Linked DNA regions of Homo sapiens: regions 1, 2, 3, 4 and 6 are each linked to region 5. A link is a loop called in an ENCODE intact Hi-C map of the cell type or tissue named here. Cell type or tissue: A673. All regions are shown on one strand. Region 1 overlaps LINC02783 (long intergenic non-protein coding RNA 2783). Region 2 has its middle 9.7 kb from the start of MIR3972. Region 3 overlaps PADI1 (peptidyl arginine deiminase 1). Region 4 overlaps PADI4 (peptidyl arginine deiminase 4). Region 5 has its middle 6.2 kb from the start of PADI2. Region 6 overlaps RCC2 (regulator of chromosome condensation 2).

Evidence for each region. Hi-C counts contacts between places; a loop is a spot of excess contacts. Peaks named below come from ENCODE experiments on the same cell type or tissue, not always from the same donor. Only the 100,000 strongest peaks of a DNase experiment are listed, where the experiment ranks them.
Region 1: a loop joins it to region 5, with 3 times the contacts of the local background. A loop is called at or near these places in 8 of 110 quality-filtered maps.
Region 2: a loop joins it to region 5, with 4 times the contacts of the local background. A loop is called at or near these places in 9 of 110 quality-filtered maps.
Region 3: a loop joins it to region 5, with 12 times the contacts of the local background. A loop is called at or near these places in 108 of 110 quality-filtered maps.
Region 4: it touches region 5 in a loop (10-fold over the local background); 64 of 110 quality-filtered maps call a loop at or near these places.
Region 6: a loop joins it to region 5, with 4 times the contacts of the local background. A loop is called at or near these places in 52 of 110 quality-filtered maps.

The regions. Positions count from the first base shown.
Region 1 is chr1:17,189,826-17,194,825 of GRCh38, forward strand. LINC02783 (long intergenic non-protein coding RNA 2783) reads left to right here. Exons shown (of 4, transcript NR_148993.1): 1 at 1-105; 2 at 3,140-3,340. Among named protein-coding and RNA genes, the nearest start is that of LINC02783, 2.5 kb to the left of the region's middle. RefSeq lists an enhancer at 3,237-3,738. In A673, no CTCF peak of the experiment used is centred here; DNase peaks (open chromatin) are centred at 1,856, 2,756, 3,856 and 4,166; H3K27ac peaks cover 3,028 bases.
Region 2 is chr1:17,285,117-17,290,116 of GRCh38, forward strand. No RefSeq gene overlaps it. Among named protein-coding and RNA genes, the nearest start is that of MIR3972, 9.7 kb to the left of the region's middle. In A673, no CTCF peak of the experiment used is centred here; a DNase peak (open chromatin) is centred at 2,505.
Region 3 is chr1:17,234,633-17,239,632 of GRCh38, forward strand. PADI1 (peptidyl arginine deiminase 1) reads left to right here. Exons shown (of 16, transcript NM_013358.3): 12 at 2,682-2,826; 13 at 3,984-4,077. Among named protein-coding and RNA genes, the nearest start is that of PADI3, 12 kb to the right of the region's middle. In A673, CTCF peaks have their summits at 2,605 (motif pointing left) and 2,805; DNase peaks (open chromatin) are centred at 719, 999, 2,569 and 4,939; H3K27ac peaks cover 2,782 bases.
Region 4 is chr1:17,333,823-17,338,822 of GRCh38, forward strand. PADI4 (peptidyl arginine deiminase 4) reads left to right here. Exons shown (of 16, transcript NM_012387.3): 3 at 121-187; 4 at 2,337-2,404; 5 at 4,216-4,333. Among named protein-coding and RNA genes, the nearest start is that of PADI4, 28 kb to the left of the region's middle. In A673, CTCF peaks have their summits at 2,485 (motif pointing left) and 2,691; a DNase peak (open chromatin) is centred at 2,439.
Region 5 is chr1:17,123,152-17,128,151 of GRCh38, forward strand. No RefSeq gene overlaps it. Among named protein-coding and RNA genes, the nearest start is that of PADI2, 6.2 kb to the left of the region's middle. RefSeq lists a silencer at 2,834-2,923. In A673, a CTCF peak has its summit at 2,762 (motif pointing right); a DNase peak (open chromatin) is centred at 2,790; H3K27ac peaks cover 1,575 bases.
Region 6 is chr1:17,404,148-17,409,147 of GRCh38, forward strand. It overlaps RCC2 (regulator of chromosome condensation 2), which reads right to left. Exons shown (of 13, transcript NM_018715.4): 13 at 2,613-5,000. The coding sequence ends at 4,943. It also overlaps RCC2-AS1. Among named protein-coding and RNA genes, the nearest start is that of RCC2, 33 kb to the right of the region's middle. In A673, CTCF peaks have their summits at 2,209 (motif pointing left) and 2,410; no DNase peak of the experiment used is centred here.

The DNA.
Region 1 (5,000 bases), 67 kb after region 5:
AGAATAAGCATGAAATAAAGGTGGCTGTTAAGGGGTCAGCTCCCCTCACCAAAGTCACTTTTGATTTACTTACAAAAGTTTTCTTAAGATTTCTTCAGAACCCAGGTAAGGTGAAAAGCAAGGGTTTCCCTATGCTTATTTTCTGGGCTGGGTTTTTAAATCCTTTGCAGTGAGTACTGCTTTTAGAAGATTCCTTGACTCCATCAGCTGAATGCGTGCTCATCTGCTGATCCCTCCCTTGGTTTCCGCCCTGTTTTGGGGAATGTTAGGCTGGACCCACCAGGATGTGGTCAAATTCTTGGCCCTGGAATCCAGTTCCTGGTGCTCAGTGTGGGTAAGTCAGACCCAGCCAGGAGGGCGGAGGCTTTGGTCGGGAGTGGGGGTGGGGCCAGGCTGGCGAATGCTCTGGAAAGCTGGGTCCAGTTTAGAAATCTTCACCTCTCCTGGGAAAACTTGTCATGTCAGGCACAGCCAGACTTCCCCTCCCACCCCTCAGGCTGCCAGCCCTGATGGGGACTCAGGGGGCTGTGAGTGGCATGGGGACAGAGGCCAACACATTGGAGTGAAGTGGCCATGCTGAGGCCACAGGCGGTGGGCAGGCATGAAAGCCGGGCCCAGGACATGGAAGAAGCCCATGGCCAATCGGTGCATGAATGATGGGGGGCACCTTGGCAGGCTCGGGGGGCATCGTGTCCTGGAGTCTGAAAACAGGCACAAAAGGGCAGTGCACAGGGTGCCGGGCAGGGCATGAGCCCTGCATTCTAGCCTGGGGCCTGTTCCTAGCTCACCCAGTGCCACCCAGCTCCTTTCTCCGTTCTCTGCTCTTGTGGCCCATGTGTCATTAAGGGCCCAACAGCTCTGACATTCTCTGTAGCTTATCTAGGAAGGAGGCACTGTGAACACCTGGGAGCAGGTAGGCAGTGGGGCCTGGCCTTGGGGAGCCGAGTGACCACAGGGAAGCAAGGGGTGTGCTGGACAGAGGGGCCTGACACCCAGTCCCTTCCTCACGCTGCTGCTACACTGTCACCTCCCAGGAAGGCTCCTGACCCCGGATGGACCCAGAGCCCATGGTCCTGGGGGGACCTCTCTATGTTCATCATCTGAGACACCAAAATAGATGCCCCTTTATCAACTAAGATGGACCCCAAGGTTAAGGAAACAAAAGTTACCTACAGGCAGAAGGTTCAAGGCCTGGTTGGCATGGCAACTCTCTAAATTCCCACCACTGCAAGAATAACCACACCTGGCCGGGCACGGTGGCTCATGCCTGTAATCCCAGCACTTTGGGAGATCAAGGTGGGTAGATCACTTGAGGTCAGGAGTTCGAGACCAGCCCAGCCAGTCTTTACTAAAAATATAAAACTTAGCTGGGTGGTGGTGGTGCGTGCCTGTCATCCCAGCTACTCGGGAGGCTGAGGCAGGAGAATCGCTTGAAACTGGGAGCTGGAGTTTGCAGTGAGCCAAGATTGTGCCACTGCACTCCAGCCTGGGCAACAGAGTGAGTGAGACTACTTCTCAAAAATAACCACACCCAGCTGGGCGTGGTGGCTCATGCCTGTTATCCCAGCACTTTGGGAGGCTAAGGCGGGCTGATCACGAGGTCAGGAGATCGGGACCATCTTGGCTAACATGGTGAAACCCCGTCTCTACTAAAAATACAAAAAAAATTAGCTGGGCGCTGTGGCGGGCGCCTGTAGTCCCAGCTACTCAGAAGGCTGAGGCAGGAGAATGGCATGAACCCAGGAGGCGGAGCTTGCAGTGAGCCGAGATCGGGCCACTGCACTGGAGCCTGGGCGATAGTGTGAGACTCTGTCTCGGGAAAAAAAAAAAAATTACCACACCCTTGCTAAACTCTTAATAATAGGAACTGTCAGGCAAATCGTCACATCCTTCATGACTTGGATTTACAACCAAGACCACTACAGCTCTGACTGGATGGAGGAACTGCCTGACAAACATTTTTTCTTCTTCTTCTTCTTCTTTCTCCTCCTCCTCCTCCGTCTTCTTCTTCTTCTTCTTCTTCTTCTTCTTCTTCTTCTTCTTCTTCTTCTTCTTCTTCTTCTTCTTCTTCTTCTTCTTCCTCTTCTTCTTGTTCTTCTTCTTCTTCCTCTTCCTCTTCCTCCTCTTCCTCTTCCTCCTCTTCTTCTTCTTGTCCCTCTTCCTTCTCCTTTTTCTTCTTCTTCTTCTTTTTGAGACAGAGTCTCACTCTGCTGCCCAGGGCTGCTGTGCAGTGGCGTGAACATGGCTCACTGCATCCTCGACCTTCCAGGCTCATGTGATACTTCCACCTCAGCCTCCCGAGTAGCTGGGATTAGGCATGCACCACCATGCCTGGCTAATTTTTTTTATCTCTTGTAGAGACAGGGTTTCACCATGTTATTCAGTCTGGTCTCGAACTCCTGGGCTCAAGCAATCCACCTGCCTTGGCCTCCCAAAGTGCTGGGATTACAGGCATGAGCCACTGCGCCTGGCCTCAAACATTCTCTTCTGATACGCAACTGCAGACCTTAAGCCATTTCAGCAGCTTATAGAGTCTGCAAACAAGCTGTCTTTGTGTCCTGCACCTTTTGCTATAAAGAACGAAATTCCACCTCATTTTAGTACTAGAACCCTAGCCCAAAGTGAAAGTGGGGTCTGCTTTACACTACGTGTGTGAAAGTGGGGCGTGCATTACACTACGTGTGCCTGTGTGCATACACTCCCCTCCCTTCATAAATATGGATAGCCTTTCCCGCAAACCTGCTGAATATGTATGACTCTATTGCGTCATATGGGCTCCATGAGGCACAAAACCCAACCTGCCCTTTTCCTCTCCCAAGAGAGAGCACGTCCAGAACACGCCAGAGACTGTCTCTTCCTGGTTTGCAAACTCATACCACTAGTAAAGCTCCTTTCTGCTATTTAGCTATCCTGGTGGTCTTTTGGGCAACATGCTTATCTGGGAAGAGCTGTCTTGTAATCTCTGTGTCTGCATCAGACTCTGCCAGCCCTAGATTGGGAGCTCTGAGATGACATAGGCTGCGTCCCACCCCAGCAGCAGCATGCAAGGTTGGGGACACATGTGAGGGTGTGTGGTGCAGCCCTGAACAGCCTCAGGCAGACTCCCTGTATTCTTGTTCCCAACCTCCTCCCTCCCTAGGTCAAAAGGCTGTGGCAGGAGGCCAGGCAGATCACAGCGTCCATGCCTAGATGCTCCCTGACCCCCAGGAACCAGAAGTGCTGTCTCCTGAAGGCTCTGGAAACCCGGAATCAGCCTACGAGGCACCAGGGCCACCTTGGAGGGTGGAAATGAGGACCTCAGGCCCCAGAGGGCATGCAGGCGAGGTGAAGTTCAGGAGAGGTAAGCCTAAGGACCCTCAGAGCTATCACACTATGCCCTCCACCCAAATGATGCAGACAGGAAAACTGTGGCCTAGACCGGACCACCACGGCCAAAAAGGATCTTTGTCTTGTCTTGTCCCACAGCCAGGAAGTGTCCCCCTCTTCCCGGCCTGCTGTATCCCAGGACACAGGGCGTAAGTGTGGAGGAGGAAGGGCTGCAGGGTGAGGCAGCCCACACTTTGGCTCAGGACAGGGATGGGACCGGGACATATGGGAAAATAGTCTGGGGGTCCTGGGTAATGGCAGGAGCATGAGCTCAGGGTCGGGTGGCTGTCCTGGATGACCTGTGGGACTCTCTTCCTCTCCAAGCCACGCTTTCCTCAACTGTCCCTTCCTTGTGGGATGCAAGAGGCCACGGCGAGCGAAGGCATGTGCCAAGAGCTGCCACTCAATGTGAGTCAGCGTGCTGGTCCTCCCTCCTTTTCTCCAGGGGGCCTAGGACTTTTGGGGGGAGCCTGAGGACATGCTTCGCTGATGTCACTGTGTGGAGTGTACAAATGGCCACCCTGCTGCTCGTTGGTTCTATATGGGCATCCAGGCTGGAGAGCAGGGGGTGGGGAGATGGAGATGCCACCAGCAGGGGACTGGTTCCTAGAAGAGAGGGCGAGTTTGGGTGGTCCCAGAGGTGTTCTTCCCAGAAAAGAGAGCAGGAGGCAGGAGGTGGGCATGGAGAATGTGGAGGGGGGCATTGACAGTGTTCTCCACCACCCATCAGATAAGACCTGGAGCCTCATTACCAAAGACTTAATGAGATTCGCTTTGTTTTCTTATGAGCCAGGCAAGGTGCCAGGGGAAGCGGCTTCCAGCCCCAGGCTCTGCAGCTGGCTGCTGTGTGACCCAGAGCCAGGCACCACACCTCTCTGGGCCTTAGACTCCTTATCCATGAGCTTCCTGCCTGCACCCTAACATTCAGTGTCATTGGCCGAGTTACCCAATGGCTCCCAGCCTCAGTTTCTTCATCTGCACATTAGGGATAAGTACAGCCATCCACCTGGGAGGTGTCAAGGGGGTGTGGCCGCAGCACCCAGCCCATGCACAAGTTCAGTGATCATTACCTGTCTCCCCCAGCCCTGCCTGAGTGCCAGGATCAGCAGGCTTGGGAAGGGGGAGCCCCCAGGGATGTGGAAAGTGGAGAGGGAGCACATGGGCTCTGGGGCCTCGGGGCTCCTGGGCTCTGTTCTGCCTGTCTGGGAGCTGTCTCCTGCTCTCCCTTGCAGTGTCTCTGTCTCTCTTCGTTCTGTTCCTCCCTCTGTCCTTCAGTTTTTCCCTCTCCATCTCAGTCTCTGGTTGTCTCAGTCTCTCTTTGCACCTCACTGTCTCTGCCTTTCTCTGCATCTCTCTTCCTTTCCTGGGCTCTCTCTCTCTCTTTCATCCCTGTTTTGGGCTTTCTCTGTCTGTGTCTCTCTGTTTTTCAGTCTGCTTCTTTCTGTCTCCGTTCATTTCTCTGTATGTCTTTGTCCCCTGCACTCCCATTCTCCTCCCATGCTGTCCTCTCTGGGGGCTCCTCTGGCTTCACTGGGCCACAGGCCCAGGCTGGGGTGTGAAGAAGCAGGAGCTCCCCCGTCAGATGACGCTAGGTGCCCCAGTCAGGGCAGTGGGGGCCAGACAAAGAGCTCTGC
Region 2 (5,000 bases), 160 kb after region 5:
ACCTAACCCCAAGGCGGACGAGAAGCAAAACACAGTTGAACACGGCATCCACCTGTCCACACAGCAAAGGACAGGGTCAGTGCATTACTTTTTGAAGGCTACTATAACAAATTACCATAAACGAAGTGGCTTAAAACAACACAAATGTATTATCTTATGGTTCTGGAGGTCAGAAGTCTGACATGGTGTCATGCTGGACCTCTACTGACTTCAGTAGTAGCTGGGCATGGTGGTACAGGCCTGTAGTCCTAGCTATTCGGGAGGCTGAGGCAGGAAAATTGCTTGAGACTAGGAGTTTGAGGTTACAGTGAGCAAAGATCACACCACTGCACTCCAACCTGGGTGACAGAGTGAGACCCTGTCTCAAAAAAAAGGATAGGGATGGCACCATGTTTGAGAGACCAAAGAAGAGACCAGGAGCCAGTGACCGAGACATAAGGTTTATTGAGGGGACTCATATACGGGGCAGTGCAGTGGTGGTGGGCTGGACAGGGGAACCACCTCTGCTCGTAAAAAGCATGCAGTTAGCCAGGTGCAGTGGCTCACGCCTGTAATGCCAGCACTTTGGGAGGCCAAGGCGGGTGGATCACAAGGTCAGGAATTCGACACCAGCCTGGCCAAGATGGTGAAACCCCGTCTCTACTAAAAATACAAAAATTATCCAGGCGCAGTGACGGGCACCTGTAATCCCAGCTACCCGGGAGGCTGAGGCAGGAGAATTGCTTGAACCCGGGAGGCAGATGTTGCAGTGAGCCAAGATGATGCCACTGCACTCCAGCCTGGGCAACAGAGCAAGACTCCGTCTCAAAAAAAAAAAAAAAAAAAAAGCATGCAGTTTATATAGCATTTTGACTTAGCACTCTCACCCTAATAACCTCCTCCTGGCAATCTTCATTTCACCCATAACAAAGGGCCTCAATCCCCTGTACAGCCTGCATTCTACGAGATAAGTGGTGGGTCCCAATGTTCCTCATAGATAAGAAATGAATCTCCGGGTTGGCACTTTCCATAGCTGGGAATCCCAAATGCACATTCATCAGAGACTGTAAGGTCATTCTCAGGGTATGCTCCAGTTTAGCTATTGCTGGCGGTGCGTCTGCCACACACATGGGTCTCACTGAGCTAAAGTCAACATCTTGGAAGGGCTGGTTCCTTCTGGGCTCTAGGGAAGAATCCTTTTTCTTGCCTTTGCCAGCTCCTAGAGGCTGCCTACACCCCTTGGCTTCTGGGCTTTTCCTCCATCTTCAAGGCCAGCAGCATAGTAACATTTTTGTATCTTCCTCTGATGGATTCTTCTGCTTCCTTCTTCCACTTGTAAGGACCCTTGCGATGACACTGGGCTCATCTGGATAAGCAAGGCTCACCCACCCTCTCTAGGTCAGCTGATGAGTGAACTTCATTCAATCTGCAACCTTCATTCCCTTTTACTAAGAAGGTCATATACTCACGAGTTCTGCAGACTCGAACGTGGAAATCTTTGGAGGACCATTTTTCTGCTGACTACAAGCAACCAGGCCCTGACTGCCGTTTCTGGCCTCCAAGAGTGAGACCATACCCGGTCCCCTCTGAAATCCACAGAGGCAGCAGCAGAAAGATGCAGTCAATGAACCCTCACTCTGGGACTGGTGTTCAGTTCTGGACCCTCCGCTGGGCTGAGATCTGGGATCCCATGGATGCAGGCTGGGTGGCTCCAAAAAGCACTGGAAGCTGCCTCCATCAGGCCTGGGGTCAGGGGTCACCTCCGCTGGCCACTGCCTTCCCAGACAGCTGCCCATGCCACACTGCCTGGTCCCTTCCGGGGCCTGGCTCTCAGGCCTGGAAAGCCCAGGGAGACTAGGATGAGGCTTGGGTTCTCGTAGGGAAATTTCCCTTCACCCTATTGTGGTTCCCCTAACACAGTGGGCAACCTTGACCAGGCCTGAGGATAAGGGAAGATACCCAACCGACTCACCTACTCCCAGCTGGCTGCCTGAAACCCCTCGGAGTTGGACCATCAGATGCTGAACTCGTACTCTCTAGCTGAGCACATAACTTGGGTGAGCCTCAGTTTCCCCCTCCATAAAATGGGCAAAATAACTGCCGCTTCATAGAGCTTGCATGGGGATGAAGTAGGGTAACTCACAAGATATACTTAGTGTCAATAGCACAGTGCATGGTGCATAGTAAGTGCTCAGTAAATGATGACTGCTGTTACATAACATCCCCCAGCCCTTCCTCAAGCATCTGCTGTGTAGAACACTCCTAATCTCCGCGCTTTAATAGATGACAAAGACCCTTTGAGACCCAGAGGTGAAATGAGGGAGGTAGGGACAGGACAGCTGTCTTGGCTACTCTCAGATCATACCCTGCTTGTCTCAGCTGTGTAGGACTGGCCCAGGTGGAGGCTCCTGCCTGGACAAGAAGCTGACAAGAAAGCCTGTCTTTTTTGTGGGGATTTGCAGCTCTGGGTGGCCCTGACTCATGCTTTATTCAGAATTTGGAATAAGTAGCTGCAGGGCTTCCGCAGGCATTGCCCAACTCTGTGGCCTCCTGCGGCTTCCAGCAGCCCAGGAAGGAGGGCCCTGGGTGAGGATGGCTGGAAAGGAATTCTGGATGGCTGGACAGAGTCCATGGGACCTATCACTTCCTACAAAGTCACTGTCATCCCAAGTCCCCTCCAGCATAATGACGGCAAGTGCAAGCATTGTGCCAGCAGGTACTGAATGCTTCCTGAGCACCATCTGATATAGCCCTCACAGCATGCCAGCAGGCAGCTATTACTATTGTTCTCACTTTATAGACAGGGAAACTGAGGCACAGCCACATGAAAGCGCTTGCCCTGGTCACAGAGCTATTAAGTGGGGGAAACAAATTTGAGCCTAGACACGTGACCTCTGTACCCAGTCACACCAGTGGTTCTCAACCCATCTACACATTAGAATCACCTGGAAGGCTCTCATGAAAACCTAGCAGGGCCAGGCCCCCACCATCAGAGATTCTGTCTGGACATTGGGATGTTACACAAAGCAACTCGGTGACTCAGGTGTGTAGCCAGGACACAGCAACACTTTGGAAGGCCAGGCGGGCAGACCACCTGAGGTCAGGAGTTCAAGACCAGCCTGGCCAACATGCTGAAACCCCGTCTTTACTAAAAATACAAAAATTTGGCTGGGCGTGGTGGCTCACGCCTGTAATCCCAGCACTTTGGGAGGCCGAGGTGGGCGGATCACGAGATCAGGAGATCAACACCATCCTGGCTAACATGGTGAAACCCCATCTCTACTAAAAATACAAAAAATTAGCTGGGCGTGGTTGCACGTGCCTGTGGTCCCAGCTACTCTGGAGGCTGAGGCAGGAGAATTGCTTGAACCTGGGAGGCAGAGGTTGCAGTGAGCTGAGATCGTGCCACTGCACTCCAGCCTGGTGATGAAGCGAGATTCCGTCTCAAAAAAAAAAATTAGCTGGGTGTGGTGGCTCGCACCTGTAATCCCAGCTAGTTGGGAGACTGAAGCAGGAGAATCTCTTGAACCAGGGAGGCAGAGGTTGCAGTGAGCCGAGATCGCACCACTGTACTCCAGCTTGGGTGAGACAGAGCAAGATTCCATCTCAAAATAATAATAATAAAGAAAGCTCTGCATGGGGAAAAGCTTAGCATGAAATTTTGGGGTGAGGGATGGGAGCAGGGAGACAAGTCAGAAGGTGGCAGCTAGTTCAGCCGAAGAGAAGCCACCACATTCAATTCACTCTTTGTGGGGAAACCGGAAGGGACGGGCTTACTGGACAGGACGTGGGGAACAGGGAAAAGGCAGGGACAAGAGTCCCTCCCAGAGTTTGAGATTTATTTACTCATTGATTTATTATGAAGTAAATCATTAATACAAGACAAGTTTTTTATAATGTTTCTGAATGACTAAAAGAATAATTATGGAATGAAAACCTGTATACTCTGGCTGGGCGTGGTGGCTCACACCTGTAATCCCAGCACTTTGGGAGGCCAAGGCGGGTGGATCACAAGGTCAGGAGATCGAGATCATCCTGGCTAACGCGGTGAAATCCCATTTCTACTAAAAACACAAAAAATTAGTCGGGCGTGGTGGCTCATGCCTGTAGTCCCAGCTACTCAGGAGGCTGAGGCAGGAGAATGGTGTGAACCCAGGAGGCGGAGCTTGCAGCGAGCTGAGATCGCGCCACTGCACTCCAGCCTGGGTGACAGAGTGAGACTCCATCTAAAAAAACAAAACCAAACAAAAGCCTGGCTACAGCAAAGCTTTGGTAACAAAGCAGGTACGTGTATCCCCCATTTGCCCACCATGATGGGCCAGTGGCCACTCCCCCAGGACTCACAGATGAGTCAAAGCAGTGGGCAAGTTTTTTCGAGGCTTCGGGCAAGAAAAGGGCTGGGATCCCTCTTCCCCCAAGTGCTTCCCCCCAGTTCTGGGCCCCACGCCTGGGTCTCCTGGTTCACAGCATTTTATTGTTATGTTGGTGGTGAGGATTTGAGATGGTTCCTGATAGGATGTCAGGGGGCAAGGGTCTCCTTCCGAGTTCCTGGAAAGGAATGCACACTCAGAAACCCAGGCTGAACGTTGCCGGTGTGGGTGCTTGGTGGATGTGTCTGTCCTGGACCAGCAGATGGAAACTAACTACCGCTCAGCTGGCTCTCTGAAGCAATGCTGTCTTTCAAGAGCTGGAAGCCAGCACCAAAGCTAGCTCCATAGTTTCTTTTTTGAACTCTTCTTGGGTCTTTAAATAAGTCTTGGCATTCTGAGAAACTGCATCTCAATGCCAATTATCTTAACTCAAAACATCTCAATCACAGAAATTATAGCTGCCTTGGGCAGTTTCCAGTGCTCCAGCAAGCAGGGACCTGAGCAGGGCTGGGCAGGGCATCATTCAGAAGTGTTTATGTGACTAACGCTCCCCAGGAGTCTACTGGACAGCTCAATCAGCACATTTACTTACTGGTGTTTTTTTTTTTTTTAATTCCTTTGCCAAATTCCTCTAGGGATTTGAGGCAACAT
Region 3 (5,000 bases), 110 kb after region 5:
GTTACGTGCATTCTTTCATACATTCATTTACCAGTTCAGTAAATATTTATGGAGACTTCCTATAGGCCAAGCCCAAAGTCTAATGCTGGGGATACAGAAATGGCTGAGGAGCTTGCCCTTGAGATTTAGAGTCTAATGAGGGAGACAGGCAAGCAATGGATCAGAGAGGGGATCACATATCATCCCACGTGCGTTGTCCTAGAAGGCTTCCTAGGGGCAGCCAACGATATTGACGCTTCTTTGCGAGGCCAAGGTGGGTGGATCACCTGAGGCCAGGAGTTTGGGACCAGCCTGGCCAACATGGTGAAACCTCGTCTCTGCTAAAAATACTAAAATTAGCTGGGCCTGATGGTGCACGCCCATGGTCCCAGCTACTTGGGAGGCTGAGGTAGGAGAATTGCTTGAATCCAGGAGGCAGAGGTTGCGCTGAGCTAAGATCAAGCCACTGCACTCCAGCCTAGGTGACAGAGCAATACTCCGTCTAAACAAACAAATAAATGAAGGAAAGAAGGAAGGGAGGGAGGGAGGGAGGAAGGGAAGGAAGGAAGGAAGGAAAGAAGGAAGGAAGGGAGGGAGGGAGGAAGGGAAGGAAGGAAGGGAGGGAGGGAGGGAGAGTGGGAGGGAGGAAGGGAAGGAAGGAAGGAAGGAAGGAAGGAAGGAGGGAAGGAAGGAAGGAGGCAAAGTAGTGTGGAGTGGACCATGTTGCAGGCAGAGGGAAGCGCTCAGGCAGAAGCCTGGAAGCCAGAGAAGGTACAGCTCAAAGGAAAAGTCGAAAAAACTCGGTATGGGTGGCATGTAGATGGGCAGGGATGGACCGGTAGGACCTCAGGCAGGAGGGGGCTCTGCGGGTCCAGCTGGGGACAGAGTTCAGGGAGAAACCATTCTGTTCAGATGCCTCATGGGGCAGTTCTCTCCTCCAGGATCCTTGGGACCTGGGCTCAGGAGCAGAGAGCTCAGAGGATGCAGGCTCAGGGGCGGAGAGCCGGAGGATGTAGGCTCAGGGGCAGAGAGCTCGGAGGATGCAGGCTCAGGGGCAGAGAGCTCAGAGGATGCAGACTCAGGAAGGGGAGGGGCTCCTTGGTGTTCTCCAAGGACTTTGCTCCCTTCTCTGTCCCAGGCTCCTGCCCCAGTCTCTATATCACACTGCAACACATGGACATCCTTACCTGTCTGCTCCCACAAGCCTCACGAGCCAGTGAGCCAAGCCAGGAACCTTCTCTCAAGGGTGCAGGGGTCTGCTCTGGGAACTCCCAGGCACAGAGCAAGGACCCCACATGGGAAAGTGAGGGGTCTCCTGTGTGGACGTGTCCCCATTCCATTGGCTGTTGGACTGAAAACCAGGAATGAGGCCTTTGGTGGATAGATAGGACCTGAGGTTTGAAAAGGGTTGGCTACGTATTAGGACCACATAGCAAGTTAGCAGTACGGTCAGAACCCAGGTCTCCTTCTACCTGGGCTCCAAACTCAAATTTAGCACCTCAGGCTGCTGTCCAGTGACCCTGCCTTGGTTTCTGACCTTAGCAATGGACAAACCAGACAACCAAACATTCCAGCAGAGAGAAACAGACAATAAGTGAACAAAACAAATAAGTACCTCCAATCATATGTATGAATATAGTATGAATGCATGAACAAATGCATATAACTTTAATTTTCTGGGACTCAACTCCCTCACCTGTAAAATGGGGACAGTAATAGTCCCAACCCCACAGGGCTGTCATAAGGATTAAATGAGGTAGCCTGGGTAAAGCATGTGTGTGGCACATGTCAATAAATGTTTGTCTCAGCTTTGCTGAGAGTCTGCTGTTTAAACAAAGCCTTGAAGGAAAAGAGGCAGTTAGGCCAAGCACAGTGGCCCTCACTTGTAGTCCCAGTGCTGTGGGAGGCCGAGGTGGGGGGGTCGCTTGAATCCAGGAGTTTAAGACTAGCCTGGGTGGCATGGCGAAACCCACCTCTACAAAAATTACAAAAATTAGCCGTGCGTGGTGGCACATACCTGTTGTCCAAGCTACTCAGGAGGCTGAGGTGGGAGGATCACTTGAGCACGGGAGGTTGAGGCTGCAGTGAGCCATGCACTCCAGCCTCTAGGCTGGGCAACAGAGTGAGTGAGACCTTGTCTCAAAAAAAAATTAAAAAAGAGAGAGAGAAAGAAAGAAAAAAAGAAAGGAAGGAAGGAAGAGGAAGAAAGAGAAAAGAAGGAAAGAAAGAAGAGGCAGTTAAAGATGTGGCTACTTAGGAGAATATTCCAGGGTGTAGAAACAGCTGTGCAAAGGCCCTGAGGCAAGAGCAGGCTGGAGACAGCAGATCAGCAGGGAGGCTGGTGGGCCTGGAGCCAAGTGAGCAAGGAGGGGCGCAGTGGGGAGTGAGGCCAGAGAGCTTGGCCGAGCACGCTTCAGATGTAACTTGGAGCTGGTATTTCTATGTATATCATAGGGTCATCAGGAGGCTTAAACAAGACACTTACTGCGAGGACCCTAAGGACAGCACACAGTAGGTGCTCAAATGCACACACAAATGCACAGTCCATTCTCTGCTGTCTTGGCTTCTCCACGCTCTACGCCCCACGTTTAAAGCGTTCTTTGAGCAATTCCGCCCCCTGGTGGCAGATCTGATGATGACTCAGGCAAGGCCTGATGCCTCTCAGGCACAAGGTGACTGCCCGCCCTCTCCCTCCTGGCCAGGTCCGGTGGGCGGCAGATGGCCAGGGCAGTGCGGAACTTCCTGAAGGCACAGCAGGTGCAGGCACCCGTGGAGCTCTACTCGGACTGGCTCTCTGTGGGCCATGTGGACGAGTTTCTGACCTTTGTGCCTACCTCTGACCAAAAGGTGCGTCCCCTCCTTCCCTGCCTGAGCCACCTCTGCCCTTGTCTGACCTGATGGGATGAGTCAGGGCAAAGCCATCTGGAACCAGCTCAACCCTGTGCCCCGAGTAAGCTCTGGATTGGGACATTTTCTGGGTCAGGGCACCCTGACACGCTCATCCTCACACTTCCAGGGTATTTGTGCTTGGACCCAAATCCCTTATCCAATAGTCAGGAATGATATTGATAATAATTGGTAATATTTATTGAGCACCTACTATGTGCCAGATACTCACATGTTTTAATTCATTTAATCCTCCAACAAGCCCGTCAAGTGGGTGCAATTATTATTGTCCCATTTTACAAGCGAGGAAATTGAGGCTCAGAAGGGCAATTAACCCATCCAAGCTCACCCAGCCTGCAGGTGTCAGGATAGGATTCAAATCCGGGTTCTGGGCCTCTACAGTAAGCCTTGCAGAGGTGGCTTGGGAAGGCATGGCCAGGGAGCCAGCAGCCTGGGAGAGGAGGCTTCCCAGTGACCAGTGGTTACAGCTCTGCTAGGGACAGCTCTGACAGTGAAGGAGGAGACATCTGAATTGGGTATTTTGTTTGTTTTTTGTTTGTTTGTTTTTCGAGACAGAATCTTGCTCTGTTGCCCAGGCTGGAGTGCAATAGCGCGATCTTGGCTCACTACAACCTTCACCTGCTGGGTTCAAGCGATTCTCCTGCCTCAGCCTCCCAAGTAGCTGGGATTACACCACCATGCCCAGCTAATTTTTTGTATTTTAAGTAGAGACAGGGTTTCACCATGTTGGCCAGGCTGGTCTCAAACTCCTGACTGCAGGTGATCTGCCCACCTTGGCCTCCCAAAGTGCTGGGATTACAGGCGTGAGCCACGACACCCAGCCCTGAATTGGGCCTTGAAGGAAGAAATCAGAATGCCCTGGTGGGCAAAATGCGAAGGGCGTCCAGGGAGGGAGAACAGCACAGACAAAGTTCTGGAGGTGGGAACCTGCTTGGAGGACTGGGAGAGTTGCAGACAGTGCTTTGTGGCTGGGGTGTAGACCGAGTGGGAGAGGGGAGTCCCAAGAACTGTCAGGCCCCTCCTGAGTCCTGAGTCTGGGGTCTCCTGTGTCTAAGGGGACCCTGTCCACTGAGCCATTCTCCCTCCCTCCGTGCCAGGGCTTCCGGCTGCTCCTGGCTAGCCCCAGCGCTTGCCTCAAACTCTTCCAAGAGAAGAAAGAAGAGGGTTATGGGGAGGCAGCCCAGTTTGATGGTGAGTGCCAATGACCCGGTCACCCCTGGGGGACCCTGCCCTTTCATCACCATCCTTGGGTACAGCCCCTGCACCTGCAGATCTCTCAGCTGGACTCAGAACCCAACACCCACTCTCTGTTTCTTGGGTCCCCAGGTCCTCTGATGGGTGGGGGAGTTCCTGGGCCACACCCCAGGAGAGGAAAGGCACAGGAAGTCATGAGTGCCCCAGGTGCCGGTCAATGCCAGGCATGTTCTTGTTCTCACTCCCCTTTGATCTCTCTCCCCTCTTCCTTATCCCTGTTCACAGAAGTGGAAACTGAGGCTCAGAAAGGTGAATTGGCTTGGACAGGGCTATGCAGCCAGGGAGCAGCAGGGCTGGGGCCTTGAGAGAGGAAGGAGGAGAAGCCAGGCTTGGTCAGGGCCCCTCTGCAGAGCTTCCTGCAGGAGCTAACAGACCCTCCAAGGGCTTGGTTGGCCCATCTCCCCTCCTTATCACAGCCTCAGTGTTCTCATCTGGGGAATACCTGGGGAATAGAGCATTGGAATGGATGTGGTGCAGACATCCACAAGGATAGCCCTGAGTTCAAATCCTGATCTTGGCATTTGCTGGCTGTGGTATCAAGGGTGTGTTCTGAACCTCTCAGTGCCTCAGTTTCCTCTTCTCTGAGTTGTAGATGATAATTAATCCCTCCTATAGTTGCTTTAAATATTAATAATACATTAAGTAGGATGCCCAGAGCATGGCAGACATTCAATAATGGTAGCTGTGCCATAATTATTAGGCTCCAAGTCCAGAGTCACTTCCTGAGGGGTTCCTTATCCATCACCAGGTTTTCCTTGCAGCCATGGCTTGGTCCCTTCAGGGGTTCTCAGTCTCTGGCTTTCTCTGTCCTGGCTTCTGACCCTGGCACTGAGGTAGGAGGGAAATCCTGGCCTGGATTA
Region 4 (5,000 bases), 210 kb after region 5:
ACCAGTTCTTGCCCAACTTTGTCTCCCCAGTGCCCTACCCTGAGCCGGCACATAGGAGGGGGTCCAGTGGGTGTTTGTTGAATGACTAAGAGAAGTCATTAGTGATCTGCTCTCCCATAGGTTCAGATTTCATACTACGGACCCAAGACTCCACCAGTCAAAGCTCTACTCTACCTCACCGGGGTGGGTAAGTGACAACCAGGATCCTAGAGTGCCGTCTCATCCCCTGCCCACCTCCTAATCCCTGCAGGATGTCTCTGTAGGAGAAACTACACCTGGAGCTTACTTTAGACTGAGTAGAGAAAAAGCATGGTTTCTAGCCAGTCAGACATCTGGGAGTTCGAAATATTCCATCCTTAGTCAGTGAACCACAAAGAAATACAATGTGGCAGTGGTGGTGCGGGGAATTTTAATTATATCTTAACATTTTGCTTCTCAAGTTAGGAAGTAGGAACTTGGATTTTCAATATATGCATCTCCATTAATTTTTTTTTTTTTGAGATGGAGTCTCACCCTGTCACCCAGGCTGGAGTGCAATGGCATGATCTCGGCTCACTGCAACCTGCGTCTCCCAGGTTCAAGCGATCCTCCTGCTTCAGCGTCCCTAGTAGCTGGGACTACAGGCGCTTGCCACCACGCCTGGCTAATTTTTGTATTTTTAGTAGAGATGGAGTTTCACCATGTTGGCCAGGCTGGTCTCGAACTTCTGACCTCAGGTGATCTGCCTGCCTCAGGCTCCCAAAGTGCTCGGATTACTGGCATGAACCACTGCGCCAGGCCCTCTATTCCTTTTTGATACCTCAAATATCTATAACAAAAAGTAGATAATGACACTGTCTTATACAAGAATATAGATAGTGTTCCTCAAATTCCATTATTTATATCTCATCTTCACCATTTCTGCCATATCAATGATCCACCTATACTCATATTTATGTAATGTTCTTCTTTAAATAAAATCCATTCTTAAACTTGACCTCATTTTGAACAATAATATCATGATTAGTATCATTATGTGTATTAAACATATAAGTAGCAGCCAGACATGGTGGCTCACACCTGCAATCCCAGCGCTTTGGAAGGCGGAGGCAGGAGGATCGCTTGAGCCCAGGAGTTTGAGACCAGCCTGGGCAACATAGTGAGATCCTGTCTCTACAAAAAATAAAAAAAAACAGCTGAGCATGGTGGCATGTGCCTGTAGTCCCAGCTACTCAAGAGGCTGATGTGGGAGGATTGCTCGAGCCCAGAAGGTCAAGACTACATGATTGTGCCACTGCACTCCAGCCTGGGTGACAGAGTGAGACCCAGTCTCAAAAACTAAAAAATATATATATACACACACATATATATATAATATGTAGCATATAGAATCTTCAGGTTTCATTTCATTAATGCATTTCATTCATTAATGCATATTTAAGTAATAATACTACAGCACTTACTCAATTGCCAGGCACTGTGCTAAGACTTTACATTTAATCCTTACAACAATCCAGTGAAATTGGTATTATTATTATCATCCCATTTTACAGGTGAGGAAACTGAGGCACAAGAGCTAAACAGACTTGTCCAAGGTCATGCAATTGGTTAGTGAAGGAGTCAGGAAGTCCAGGCCACGAAAGGACAATGCTTCCCCGGCCCTAACTAAGACGTGGCTATGAATATGTTTAGAAGGTCATCTGGGTCAGTCTCATGTGGGACAAGGGTCACCATATCATGCTGTGGGGCACACGGATCTATTTTATTGGAATGACCTTGCAGTCATATATTCGGATGAGGGAGGAAGGATTTACAAACAAATGTTTGCTTTCTCAGCCAAGCCATTTGGACAGAGTGGGGGCATGTTCAGGGTTGCAATTTGTCCCCAGATACAGTCACAACACATGTCATGAAGAGCCCGTGGGGCTGGTGTCACCGCTGGGTCCCCCACCCCAAGGTCACTGAGGGCTGGGGCCAGAGTCTTTCGAGAGGCTGGCAGGGTGTGCCTGCAGAGGCTTCACATCGAACCTCTCATTGTGGTGGTTGGGAATTCCTTCCAAAATCCCTGGGGGTGGCCAGACGTGCAGGGTCTGGTGGACATCACAGTTGTGGCCCCGCTGAAGGGGAACAGGTGTGGTCAGAGGCCCCAGCTCTGCTGTCCGAACTGTAGCCAGACTTCCTGGGGGCCGTGGAGGAGGGATGTCTTGAACCTGTGTCTCCTCTGAAGGACGGGAAGAGGGGCTCACACTATGGGTGCACACAGTCCCCTGGGGAAACGACCTGCCCATTCAGGGCCAGGCTGGGTGCCCCAACCCCGGACCCTCACCAACCTCTCCTCTTACTTGATGGGATTTCAGAAATCTCCTTGTGCGCAGACATCACCCGCACCGGCAAAGTGAAGCCAACCAGAGCTGTGAAAGATCAGGTACCACTCACCCAAACGCTCCTTTCCTACTTCTACTGGATTCTCCCCGGGCGCCCCCTTGTGGTGATGGGGCAAATGCTGGCCTGTCCCACGTATTCCGTGTTAACTGTTAAAAAAAGAAAGAAAATTAGCATCACCATTAATATTTTGGCTTATGTATTTCCCATCTATTTTACAAAATCAGAATTTCACCAATTGTGGGTTCAGATGTGTTATCCTACAAACTGGAAACCCTACTGAGTCACCCAGTTAATACACAGCAGAGAGGAAATTCGTGGGCAGGTCTCGACTCTGGCTCAAAAACTCCCTACTCCATGCTCTACAGCTGATATGGGAGAGATTTCTGCAGAGCTGTCTACATGGGGGAATAACAGAGAAAGGAAGAAATGGCAGGGGGAGAGGCGGGAAGGAGCCAGGTGGGGAGAGGGAGGGTGTGTTGTGGAAAGACAGGATGATGGGATGTGCAGAAAGGGCAGGTGAACGCTGTCTTAAACCAGAGTCTGCAGGTAAACCTGAAACCCCAGAGCTGCCTGCACCATTTTATGCTGGTGTGCACTGGGGGCTGTGCCCTGTAAAAAGATGAAGATCCTTTGTGGGGTCAGCAAAAGTGGGAAGACAAATTACAACTCTAGGAGTAGAATCTGTCCCTGTATCCCTCCCGAAATGCAGTCATTTCCCAGGGGCAAACGCTCTCCCGCGAAGGGAGGCGCCATCACTATTAGATCCCTACAGGGTGGGGCTGCTTAATGTGCTTTAATCTCTAGGCAGATATTAACTGGCTGCTAAGAATAGTACCACACTTTGCTGAATGAGTAATTAAGAGTTCACATAATAGTAACTATTTAGATTAGAATATTGACATACATATTTAGCTGCATTTGGTTTGTCAAGCTCAACATTTTATTTATTTATTTATGTATTTATGTATTTATTTATTTATTTATTGAGATGGAGTCATGCTCTGTCTCCCAGGCTGGAGTGCAGGGGCGGTTCACCGCAACCTCCGCCTCCCAGGTTCAAGTGATTCTCCTACCTCAGCCTCCTGAGTAGCTGCAATTACAGGTGCATGCCTCCACGCCCAGCTAATTTTTGTATTTTTAGTAGAGACAGCGTTTCGCCATGTTGGCCAGGCTGGTCTTGAACTCCTGACCTCAGGTGATCTGCCTGCCTCAGCCTCCCAAAGTGCTGGGATTACAGGTGTGAGCCACTGCGCCCAGCCAACATTTCTTAAAAGCTGTTAAAATCCATGTGACTGTCTTGGGCTCCTTTTTTTAAATGGATGAATTGTGTTTTGGGTGAATTTGGTTGTGACTTTTGGAGTAAAAGGCAAAAATCCACTCCTGAGATCAAATAATTAATTGATGTGGAAGCAAGATGTGTAAACTGCACTGGGTTAAAGAAGTGATGGGGGCCGGGCGTGGTGGCTCATGCCTGTAATCCCAGCACTTTGGGAGGCCGAGGAGGATGGATCATGAGGTCAAGAGATTGAGCCATCCTGGCCAACATGGTGAAATCCCATCTCTACTAAAAATACAAAAATTAGCCAGGTGTGGTGGCATGCGCCTATAGTACCAGCTACTCAGGAGGCTGAGGCAGGAGAATCACTTCAACCTGGGGGGTGGAGGTTGCAGTGAGCCAAGATCACGCCACTGCACTCCAGCCTGGCAGCAGAGGGAGACTCCGTCTCAAAAAAATAATAAATAAATAAATAAATTTTAAAAAAGAGGTGATGGGGAGTTGCTATGCCTCTTGCAAGAGTTGGAGGGCTCTATGCTAGTTTCTGAGCATGACTCTTCCCTGCTGGTGTCCAGAGGACCTGGACCTGGGGCCCTTGTGGACAGGGTGCCATCCTGCTGGTGAACTGTGACAGAGACAATCTCGAATCTTCTGCCATGGACTGCGAGGATGATGAAGTGCTTGACAGCGAAGGTAAAGAGCATTTGCTAGCTAACGGGAAGGGCTTTTTATAAAGCCCTTTTGCCCACATAGCCTGAACCTGGTGACGGCCCTCTGAAATAAGGGTTATTGAAAGCATCTTCTTGTTGGCAAATCTGTTTTATAGGTGAAGCAATGGGCAAAGGCCCTCGGGGGTCAAGTGACCTCCCCAAGCTCACGCAGCGGTCAGGGAAGAGCTGAGGCCAGTGCTGTCTCCTGATGCCTCCTACAGGCCCTGGTTTCCATGCCTCACCCTGCTGCCCAACCTAAACGCTCTTAGGTCAAACCTGGAGCCTGAAATCCTTCGAAATGAAAGCTTTTCATTCCCAAACTCATATCAGAGCAGGCCCTGAGACCTCTGCCATAGGCCGGGCACGACTCTGACCACTTTGGAATGATTAACTCATCTGATCTTCCAACACAAACCTTTATAGGTAGGAAAACCAAGGCACGGGGAACTTAAGCAATTTGCCCAAGGTCACAGCACTGACACGTAGCAGACTCGGGGTTTGAACCCCGGACGTCCCAACACCGGAGCAGGTTTAGAGGCATGAGGATGGTGGGGAATGCAGGATCTCTGCAGGCAAACCTCTGGGCTGCTAAGGGGGTGGCTCCGGGGTTGAAGTGAGGAAACATTATCCACCTGCGCTGGAGGAAGGTG
Region 5 (5,000 bases):
ACACTTTAGGAAAATCACTCTGGCTGCTGTAGGCAGCTAAATTTGACAGGAATTCTGGCAGGAGACCAGAGAAAGGAAGAGGTCGGGGTCTGGGCCATGGATCCCCAAAGCAATCCTTCTGTGGCCAGGGATCGCCCCAACCCCTGACTCTGCACCATGGGGACCTGCAGTCATACCCTCAAGAGCAGATCCCCATAACCCTGGCCCTGCCTGGCCCCGTCACATTCCCTTTCCCCTGGCAAAGCCCACCCTTTGGTCTCACTCCCTTGAGAAGAGTCTCTGGGATGGGGGCGTTGATTCAGCCTCTGCCTCAGCTCTCGGTCCTGAGAGACATCGTGCTCAGAGGCGGGGAAGGGCTGGGGTGCTCCATTGTTCTAATACTGCGTGAGTTCAGAATGAGGAAGTCATGTCTCTTCTGCGTGCTGCTGTGGCTGTACCCCACTCGGGGGTACATTTATATATGCAGAGAGAGAGATTTATTTTAAGAAATTGGCTCACATGGTTGTGGGGGCTGACAAGCCTGAAATTTGTAGAGCTGGCCAGTCAGAAATGGGAGAAGAATTGATGTTGCGGTCTTGAGTCTGAAATCTACAGGTTGGAAACAGCACGGTTTCTATGTTGCATTCTGGAGGCTGAATTGCCTCCTCTTTGGGAAACCTCAGTCTTTGTTGTTAAGGCCTTCAACTGATTGGATGAGGCCCACCCACATTTTGGAGTGCAATCTACTTTACTCAAAGTCTACTGATTTAAACGTTGATCACATCTGAAAAATATCTTCACAGCAACATCCAGACTGATGTTTGACTGGATGATGGGGTGCCATAGCCTGGCCAAATCGACACAGAAAATTAACCATCACCATGCTGAAAGATGGGCTAAGGCTTTCATTCATTAGGTCACCATTTATGGAGCATTTATTCCCTGCCAGGCACCTGCGCTAAGCACTGTGTGTATGTTATCCCATTGAATCCTTGCTACAACCCCAGAAGTAAGTATTTTTCTTACCCTTATTTTATACATCCAAGGGTAAGATGACTTGTCCGGGCCAGGGTTCTACCCTTAGTCAGTGAAGCAAAGCTAGAAAGGTGAATTCTGGAGAAGATGTAATAAGCCAGTTGTCTGAGGGGCTGCCAGGGGGCCAGAGTAAGCCTGGGAGGTCCTAGACCCATGCTTTCCAACATGTAGCCACTGCCAGACAAGGTTTATGTGGCTAATCTGAACTGACACATGCTGTAGGTGTAAAACAGTGGTCCCCAACCTTTTTGGCACCAGGGACCTGTTTTGTGGAAGACAGGCTTTCCATGGATGGGGGTGGGGATGGTTTCGGGATGATTCAAGCGCATTACATTTCTTGTGCACTTTATTTCTATCATCACATTGTAATACATAAGGAAACAATTTTACAATTCACCGTAATGTAGAATCAGTGGGGGCCCTGAGCTTGTTTTCCTGCAACTAGATGGTCCCATCTGGGGGTGATGGGAGACAGTGACAGGTCATCAGGCATTAGATTCTCATCAGGAGCTCACAGCCTAGATCTCTCACCTGCGCAGTTCACAATAGCATTTGTGCTCCTATGGGAATCTAAAGACAAAACTTCCCTTGCTAGCCCAATGCTCACCTCCTGCGGTGTGCCTGGTTCCCAACAGACCACAGACTGGTAATGGTCCATAGCCTGGGGGTTGGGGACCCCTGGTGTAAAATACAGATTTCAAGGAGTTACAAGGAGAAAAAGATGGTAATTTTAAAAATAATTGACTCCATGTTGGAATGATAATATGGTGAATGTATTTCATTAAATGCAAATGTATTATTAGCTGGATGTGGTGGCTCAAGCCTGTAATCCCAACACTTTGGGAGGCTGAGGAGGGAGGATCACTAACATTCAGGAGTTTGAGATGAGCCTGGGCAACATAGCAAGACCCTGTCTCTACAAAAAAATTTAAAAATTAGCCAGGCATGGTGATGCACCCCCTGTACTCCCAGCTACTTGGGAGGCCAAGGTTGGGGGAATCTCTTGAGCCCACGAGGTTGAGGCTGCAAGTGAGCAGTGACCGTGCCACTGCATGCCAGCTGGGGCGACAGAGCAAGACTCTGTCTCAAACAAACAAACATCAAAAAGCCCAAAGACGTATTGTTAAAGTTAATTGTACCTATTTATTTCAGCTTTTAAAAATGTGGCTACTAGAAAATGTGGTTACCTGTGAGGCACACATTTGTGGTTGCCATCATTTTTATTTTTCTTTCTTCCTTTTTTTTTTTTTTTTTTTTGAGACAGAGTCTTGCCCTGTCACCCAGGCTGGAATGCAGTGGCATGAGCTTTTCTCACTGCAACCTCCGCCTCCTGGGTTTAAGTGATTCTCATGCCTCAGCCTCTGGAGTAGCTGGGACCACAGGCACGCGCCACCATGCCCGGCTGATTTTTGTATTTTTAGTAGAGACAGGGTTTCACCATGTTGGCCAGGCTGGTCTCGAACTCCTGACCTCAAGTAATCTGCCCACCTCGGCCTTCCAAAGTGCTGGGATTACAGGCGTGAGCCACTACGCCCGGCTGGTTTGCATCATTTTTCTATGGGTGGTGCAGATCCAGACGCCTCTAAATGGTTAGGCAGGGACTTGTTCATGATTTTTCTGGGTCGAGCCTGGGTACAGCTGGGCACAGTAGATAAATATTTGGTGAAGAGAGTGGAATTGCTTCAGAGTTCCCAGAGGGCAGCAGTGGGGTTAATAGCAAGAGTTAAAACAGGGAACACGCGAAGGCCGCAAGAGGCGGAGACCACAAGGTGGCGCCAGATCCCCATCTTGGAAGCAGGGAGGCGGCGCTGGCCGGCCTGAGCCCGAGAGATCAGAATGCCTCCGCCTCTGTCCCACCCTGCTCAGCACCTTCCTTTAGCTTTTGGGACCCTCTTTTTCCTGGTGGTTTGGGTCAGAATTCAGGGGCCACCTTTGTGTGAGGTCAGTGGCAGGTCCCTTAGAGTGGGAACTTCTCGCTGGACAAAGGGGCGACTGAAGCTCAGAGAAGGATGAGAGGGGCCCAGAGAGGGGCAGTGACCGGCCGAAGGGCGCAGAGCCAGTTGGTAAAAGAGGGAGGTCTTTTGTGTCTCATCCTTCAGGCCTGTCCTGTTACCTCAGTGCCTTTGTCCTGTGAGCCTGGGTCGTTGATTCGTTTTAAAAATCACTTGATAAACAAATCACAGAGTCAGGTGCTGTGCGGGTGGGAGTGGGGACACAGGTCCATCCTTATGAGCAACCTAGCAGGAGCAAAAAACATGCACGGATGCTCACAAACACATGCACACACACAACATGCACACACGCACATACACGTGCACACACACACGCACGCATGCACACACATGCACACACACACACCCTTGTGTAGGAAGAACATCACGCAGTCATTTACAACCACATTGGAAGAAGGCGCTATAATCATTTCTGCCATACCCCATGATGTGGTCACATTTTCCATCTCGAGAATCAGTCCACCTGGATTGACATCCTAGCCCTTCCTGGCTTAGGAGACCTTGGACAAGTCATCTCACTTGAGTCTCAGTTTTCTCATCTGTGAAATGGGGGTTAATCATGGCACCTCCTTCCCAGGTGGTTGTGAGGTTTAAACAAGATAATGGGCTGGGCGCAGTGGCTCACGCCTGTAATCCCAGCACTTTGGGAGGCCGAGGTGGGCGGATCATGAGGTGAGGAGATCGAGACCATCCTGGCTAACACGGTGAAACCCCGTCTCTACTAAAAATACAAAAAAAAATTAGCTGAGCGTGGTGGCGGGCGCCGGTAGTCCCAGCTACTAGGGAGGCTGAGGCAGGAGAATGGTGTGAACCCGGGAGCCTGCAGTGAGCCAAGATCATGCCACTGCACTCCAGCCTGGGCAACAGAGCGAGACTCTGTCTCAAAAAAAAAAAAAAAAAAGATAGTAGGCTGGGTACGGTGGCTTATGTCTGTAATCTCACTATTTTGGGAGGTCGAGGCGGAGGCAGGCAGATCGCTTGAGCTCAGGAGTTGGAGGCCAGCGTGGGCAATATGGTGAAACCCCGTCTCTACCAAAAATGCAAAAAAATTAACCAGGCGTGTTGGCGTGTGCCTGTGGTCCCAGCTACTCCGGAGGCTGAGGTGGGAAGATTGCTTGAGCCTGGGAGGTAGAGGTTGCAGTGAGCCGAGGTCGGCCACTGCACTCCAGCCTGGGTGACAGAGTGAGACCCTGTCTCAAAAAAAAAAAAAAAAAGGATCTCCTTTGGTTTTCAAAAATTATTATTCCACTTACTGTCATTTCAAATTCAACAATCCCACTTTAGCTTTGAGTTCAAGTTAAAAATCTTCTCTTAAGGACAAATTCCACTTTTTTCTTTTATTTGCTAGAGATGGGGTCTCACTATGTTGCCCAGGCTGGTCTTGAACTCCTAGGCTCAAGCAATCCTCCCACCTCAGCCTCCCAAAGTGCTGGGATTACAGGCATGAGCCACTGTGCCTGGCCTATATGATTCCACTTCAATGAGGTACCTACAATAGTCAGATTCACAGGGACAGAAAGTAGAAAGGAGGTTGCCCTGGGGGCTGAAGAGAGAGGGGAATGGCAAATTGTCGTTTAGTGGGCGTAGAATTCTAGTTTTGCAAGATGAAAAGAGTCTTGGAGATTGGCTGCATTTAACAATGTGAACGTACCTAACACTCTGCTGAACTGAACACTTACAAATAGCTTACATGGCACATTGTATGGTATGTATATTTTACCACGATTAAAAATTTAAGAAAAAATTTAGGAAAAGTATTCTTTTAAAATATAACAACTTTAGTGGGCCAGGCATGGTGGCTCATGCCTGTAATCCCAGCAGTTTGGGAGGCCGAGGCAGGTGGATCACCTGAGGTCAGGAGTTCAAGACCAGCCTGGCCAATATGGTGAAACTCTGTCTCTACTAAAAATACAAAAATTAGCTGGGCATGGTGGCGCATGACTGTAATCCCAGCTACTTGGGAGGCTGAGGCAG
Region 6 (5,000 bases), 280 kb after region 5:
GGGGCGACCCCCATTTCCCTTCCAAAGCCTTGAAGGGGCTGTTCCTGTCTCCCCTTCCCTCCTCCCTGCATCCCTGCCTACTGAGTCCTCCCAGTCTGGAGAGTGGGCTCCATTGCTATTGTCTGGTGTGAACACCAGCTAAGCTGGATCCTGAGACCCTCCAGCTTGACCATCCCGCGTGGCGCTTCCGCAGGTCCCCGCCCTTCAATGTGGGGCTGGGGCAGGTGTTCGGGGCAAAGCAGGGCTGGGTAGGAACCGGCAAGTCCCCTTCCCCATTCGCCATCCTTCCAGCCCTTTTCACTCTTCCCTGGGAGCTTAAGGAGCCGCTTAGTGTGGAGGACATTGGCCAGAAAGGCTGCTGGCTTGACGGGGCAGGACAATAGCAGGAGGCAGCAGCTTTGCAGGTGAGAAAACCCCAGAGCCAAAGGCCGGGCACGGTGGCTCATGCCTGTAATCCTAGCACTTCGGGAGGCTGAGGTAGTGGGAGGAATCACCTGAGTTCAAGAGTTCAAGACCAGTCTGGTCAACATGGTGAAACCTCATCTCTACTAAAAATACAAAGAAATTAGCCGGGTGTGGTGGCCTGTGCCTGTAATCTTAGCTATTCAGGAGGCTGAGGCAGGAGAATTACTTGAACCTGGGAGGAGGAGGTTGCGGGGAGCCAAGATTGTGACACTGCACTCCAGCCTGGGGGACATTAAAAAAAAAAAACCTCCAGAGCCGCCCGTGGGGAGCCTGCCTTCTCTGCCCCCCCGACTTCAGGAGGCTTCTCCCATCCCCCAGCCACAGGCCTGGCAGGCCCCGGCTGCTCTGTATTGGCCACCTACACTGCCCCTGGAAGGGCAGGTGAAGGTCTCCTGGATGTTCTCGAAGCTCTCAAGACAGCCCCTCCAGGGTGGCCACAGGTCACATGGGCTCCCTGTCCTCAGCCAGGGGCAGGCTGGGGGAGCAGGGGAGGCCATCTTTGTTACTAGGATCTTTGTGGTTCCAGGCACAGGTCTTCCTACCCGCCCCACTGTGTCCCTCAGCCAAAGCCATTTTCTCTCTGCACCCCACTTCCCTCTATAACACAGGAATAAAAAACAAACAGCCTTCCCTTCAAGACTGCCTGTGTGGCCGGGCGTGGTGGCTCACGCCTGTAATCCTAGCACTTTGGGAGGCTGAAGCGGGCAGATCACTTGAGGTCAGTTTGAGACCAGCCTGGCCAACATGGTGAAACCCCGTCTCTACTAAAAATACAAAAATTAGCAGGGCGTGGTGGCACTTGCCTGTAATCCCAGCTACTCAGGAGGCCGAGGCAGAATTGCTTGAACCCAGGAGGCAGAGGTTGCAGTAAGCAGAGATCACACCACTGCACTCCAGCCTGGGCGACAGAGCAAAGCTCCATCTCAAAAATACAAGACCGAGCGCGGTGGCTCATGCCTGTAATCCCAGCACTTTGGGAGGCGGCCAAGGTGGGAGGATCACGAGGTCAGGAGTTCGGGACCAGCCTGGACAACATGGTGAAACCCCATCTCTACTAAAAATACAAAAATTAGCCAGGCATGTGGTGGACACCTGTAATCCCAGCTACTCAGGAGGCTGAGGCAGGAGAATCGCTTGAACCCAGGAGGCAGAGGTTGCAGTGAGCTGCGATTATGCCACTGCACTCCAGCCTGGGTGAAAGAAACTCAGTCTCCAAAAAGACTGTCGGAGTGGACTGCAGGAGTCAGGGGCGAGACACACGACACTCAATTTGCAGCATGTGCCCAATACACAACAGCCAGTGTGTCAGCAGGGACGCTGCCCCCAGCAGTGGCTTCCCTGCCCACGGGGGCTCTTCCAGGGCAGGAGCATCTGATGGGAAGCTCCAAGCTGCCAAGGGGGGAGATGGGGAAACACCGTGTTTTACATTTGGACTGTCCTGCAACAGTGCACATGCTCCTTCTGCAGCTAACAGGCCATGGGAGACCGTTTCCTCCTCTCCCAAACTGGGCCAATGCCTGCCAGGAGGGGCTGGTCTGGACACTATTCAGCCAGTCAACACAAGGTGGCCTGCACTCGAGGTTCCAGGGATCCCAGGCATCTTTGCGGCTGCAGGGAGCCGGTGTCCTGTGCAAGGGTCTGGTCTAGGACTCTGCCCGGTATAGACTCAGCAGCAGCCTAGAAGGGAGAGTGTCCGTGATCTCTGAACCTACGACCAGCCTCCTGGTGCCCTCTGGTGGGCAGTTGGCCACAATGCCTGCACAGAGCAGCACTGGCCTGAAGCCACAGCCGGGGCCTGACCAGAGCCCCCTGCTGAAGTCTGGGGAGTGGGTGCACATGCAGTCACCGCGCTGGATGCCTCCCATGACTTATTTTTTTCCTCTCAAAGCCCCAGTGAAAATGCAAAGAACTCCACTTCTGAATTGGACAACTGAGGTACTGACTCTGTCCCACTCCCCTAGCATTTCATGGGGCAGAGTTGGGGGATCCACTCACTTCAACCAGTGCAGTTTAAACCTGGAAGCTCCCCTGGGGCCACATGTCTCCTGGCACCACCTTCTGTGGGTGCCAGGGCTTAGGAGGTACACATATAAGGAGTTAAGAAAAACAGAGCTCCGTTCCAACCGAAAAAGAAATGCAAAATCCAAGACAGTAGACAATGTTGTTGTTTATTTAAAATGTTTACTCCAAGAAATATATATATAAAAAAAATAATAAGACAATTACAGCACTAAACCAGGCACCTTCGACCAAATCACAACCTCCTCTTTGATTCCCCTTCACGCTAAGCCTCTTTCAAATTCTTTTTCCTGAGCTGGAAGACCAGTCAGATGCCCGCAGGGTCAGCGCCAAGCACATTCCCAACCGGGCAACTGTGTACCTTTCTCTAGGAGTGCACGACACCCTTCCCCCACAACTCCTTGTTTTAAAGGATTTAACCCATTAGGAAGCCCATTTTTCAATCTAAGCCAGAAGGAGCTGCGGGACAAGGCAGTCTTCACTTTGAAGGTCCCTTTCCTGCTCCAGTCCCTGGGCTAGGGTTCTAGAAGAGGCTGGCTGCCACGTTTACATGAGGCCACCGAAGATCTAAGTCCAGCTAAGCCCAGGGAGGCTCCTGCAAAGGCTGGGACCTCGGGTGCTGCGTCCTCAACCCTCTCGGTGACCACGGCTCAAAGGAGAGACCTCAAGGGTGCCAGGAGCACAGGTGCCTGGGCTGCATTCCAGGAAAGAGACCTGTCCAGGGAAACGGATCAGGCTGTCGCATGGAAGCTTACGTCAGAGATGGTGGTTTTGGGGTGATTTGGACAAATTAGGTTAGTTTAGCAAAGCTCTGAAGTAGCAGAAGCTTCTCCCCTGGACTACTGATTGAACACAGAACAAGAGATGCGCGTGGCGTCAGACTAAGTCTTAGAGAGATGCAGGCCAGTCTCCTCCCACAGGGCCTTGGGACTGGCAGGACAGACACTGCTACATGCCCTCCAAGGGCAGGAGTCACGGTAAGGAGCGACTGGGGTGGAAAATAGGGAAAAAAGCAACAACAACTACATCATTTTTGGCATTTTAACATGGAGACAGTGACAAGTGGTAACAAAGCAAAAGAAAAAAAAAACTTGAAGAGACCAATATTTAACTTTCCCATCCACCCAAGTCTCACACTTAAGTTCTAGTCCCATCTCCCCCATAAGCACCACTGAACTAAATATCTATTTTAAAGCACCCAAACCAGTCCAGACCCTCTGGAAACCAAGAGCCCCAGCCACAGCTGTCGCCTCTCTTGGGTCCAGGCGAGAGGAGGGTTCCGGGAAAGGCACCTCATAACTCACTCAGCGCAGCACACACGGCGGCGAGCTCGGGCACTTGACGAGGACGCAGGTGGCAGTCACAGCATCCGTGCTGACACGCAAGGAAGGGGACTCTTCGGTAATCCCAACTATTTGGTACCAGAGCCAAGCAAACGTGACTAAAGGGAGCTGGGTCAGCAGAACGGTACCCCGAGTCTCAGCAACAGGACGGCCCGCGCGAGGCAGGATCCAGGCGGGGGGGAGAAAAAGAGACCAAAGCACAAGGCGATCGAGGCTGGCACAGAAAGGGCTGATCCTTCTTGCAAGGACTGGAGAATGCACTTGACTGCTGGCTGGTCCATCTCTTAATTGGCGAGTGCGCGTGACAAGGCTCAGCCCTGGCTCCACAGGGAGCCACCAAGCTGACTCAACTGATACAAATGTTCCCACCTCTGCCCCACCCCCAAGTCCCCATGGTTCCACAATCACCTGATTTTCATTTGGACCTCTTTAACAGCTAAAGTAGATATAAATGGCTAAACACAGATCCCCAATCCCCCACCAGGGGGGACACGGCCGATTCTATAATGTCGCAGCCAGAAGGCTGTGGGCGTACAGGCAGCCAAGGGGAGAAACAGAACCGACACCGGCCTAGGCCCATCTGCAAGAAAAAGCGGAGAAGGAGTGACCCGGATGCTTCCGAAGCACGCGAGCGTGATTTTGGATGGAGGCGGGCCGGTGACTGCCTAGCTGCTGCCGGTTCCTGTAAGGGACATTTTTTCTGAGTAAATGGCGATTCCTCTTCCATGTGGCATCTGCTTGGATCACGATGCTAATTGTAACTGGAAAGGGGTGTTTTGGGGAGTGTATTCAGGAGAGGAAGAAAGAAAAAACTTAAAAAAAAAAAAAACCTAGATTGCTCAAAGTTTCTGCCTCTTTTGTAGGAATGGTAAATCAACTATGAGCAAGTATTTTAATTCAACATTAAGGGAAAAAAAAGGACTTTGGAAAGCATACAGAAAAAAAGGTAGTTAACGTTGGATCATGTGTAAAACGGAACCTCAGGGAGTCTAAACAAAAATGCACCTTCGGTCAACTTTTGCTTTTTTAAATTCCTCGTTTGACTTCCCGTCCCAGTGCACATGGAAATGACAGCTGCCGCGAGAGGTGTGGAGTCGGAGGAGTCTCCGGGAGCATCAGAGGGTTCGGGGGTTGTATTCTGGCAGTTTCTTGATCTTCTCTTTCTCAGTCTCA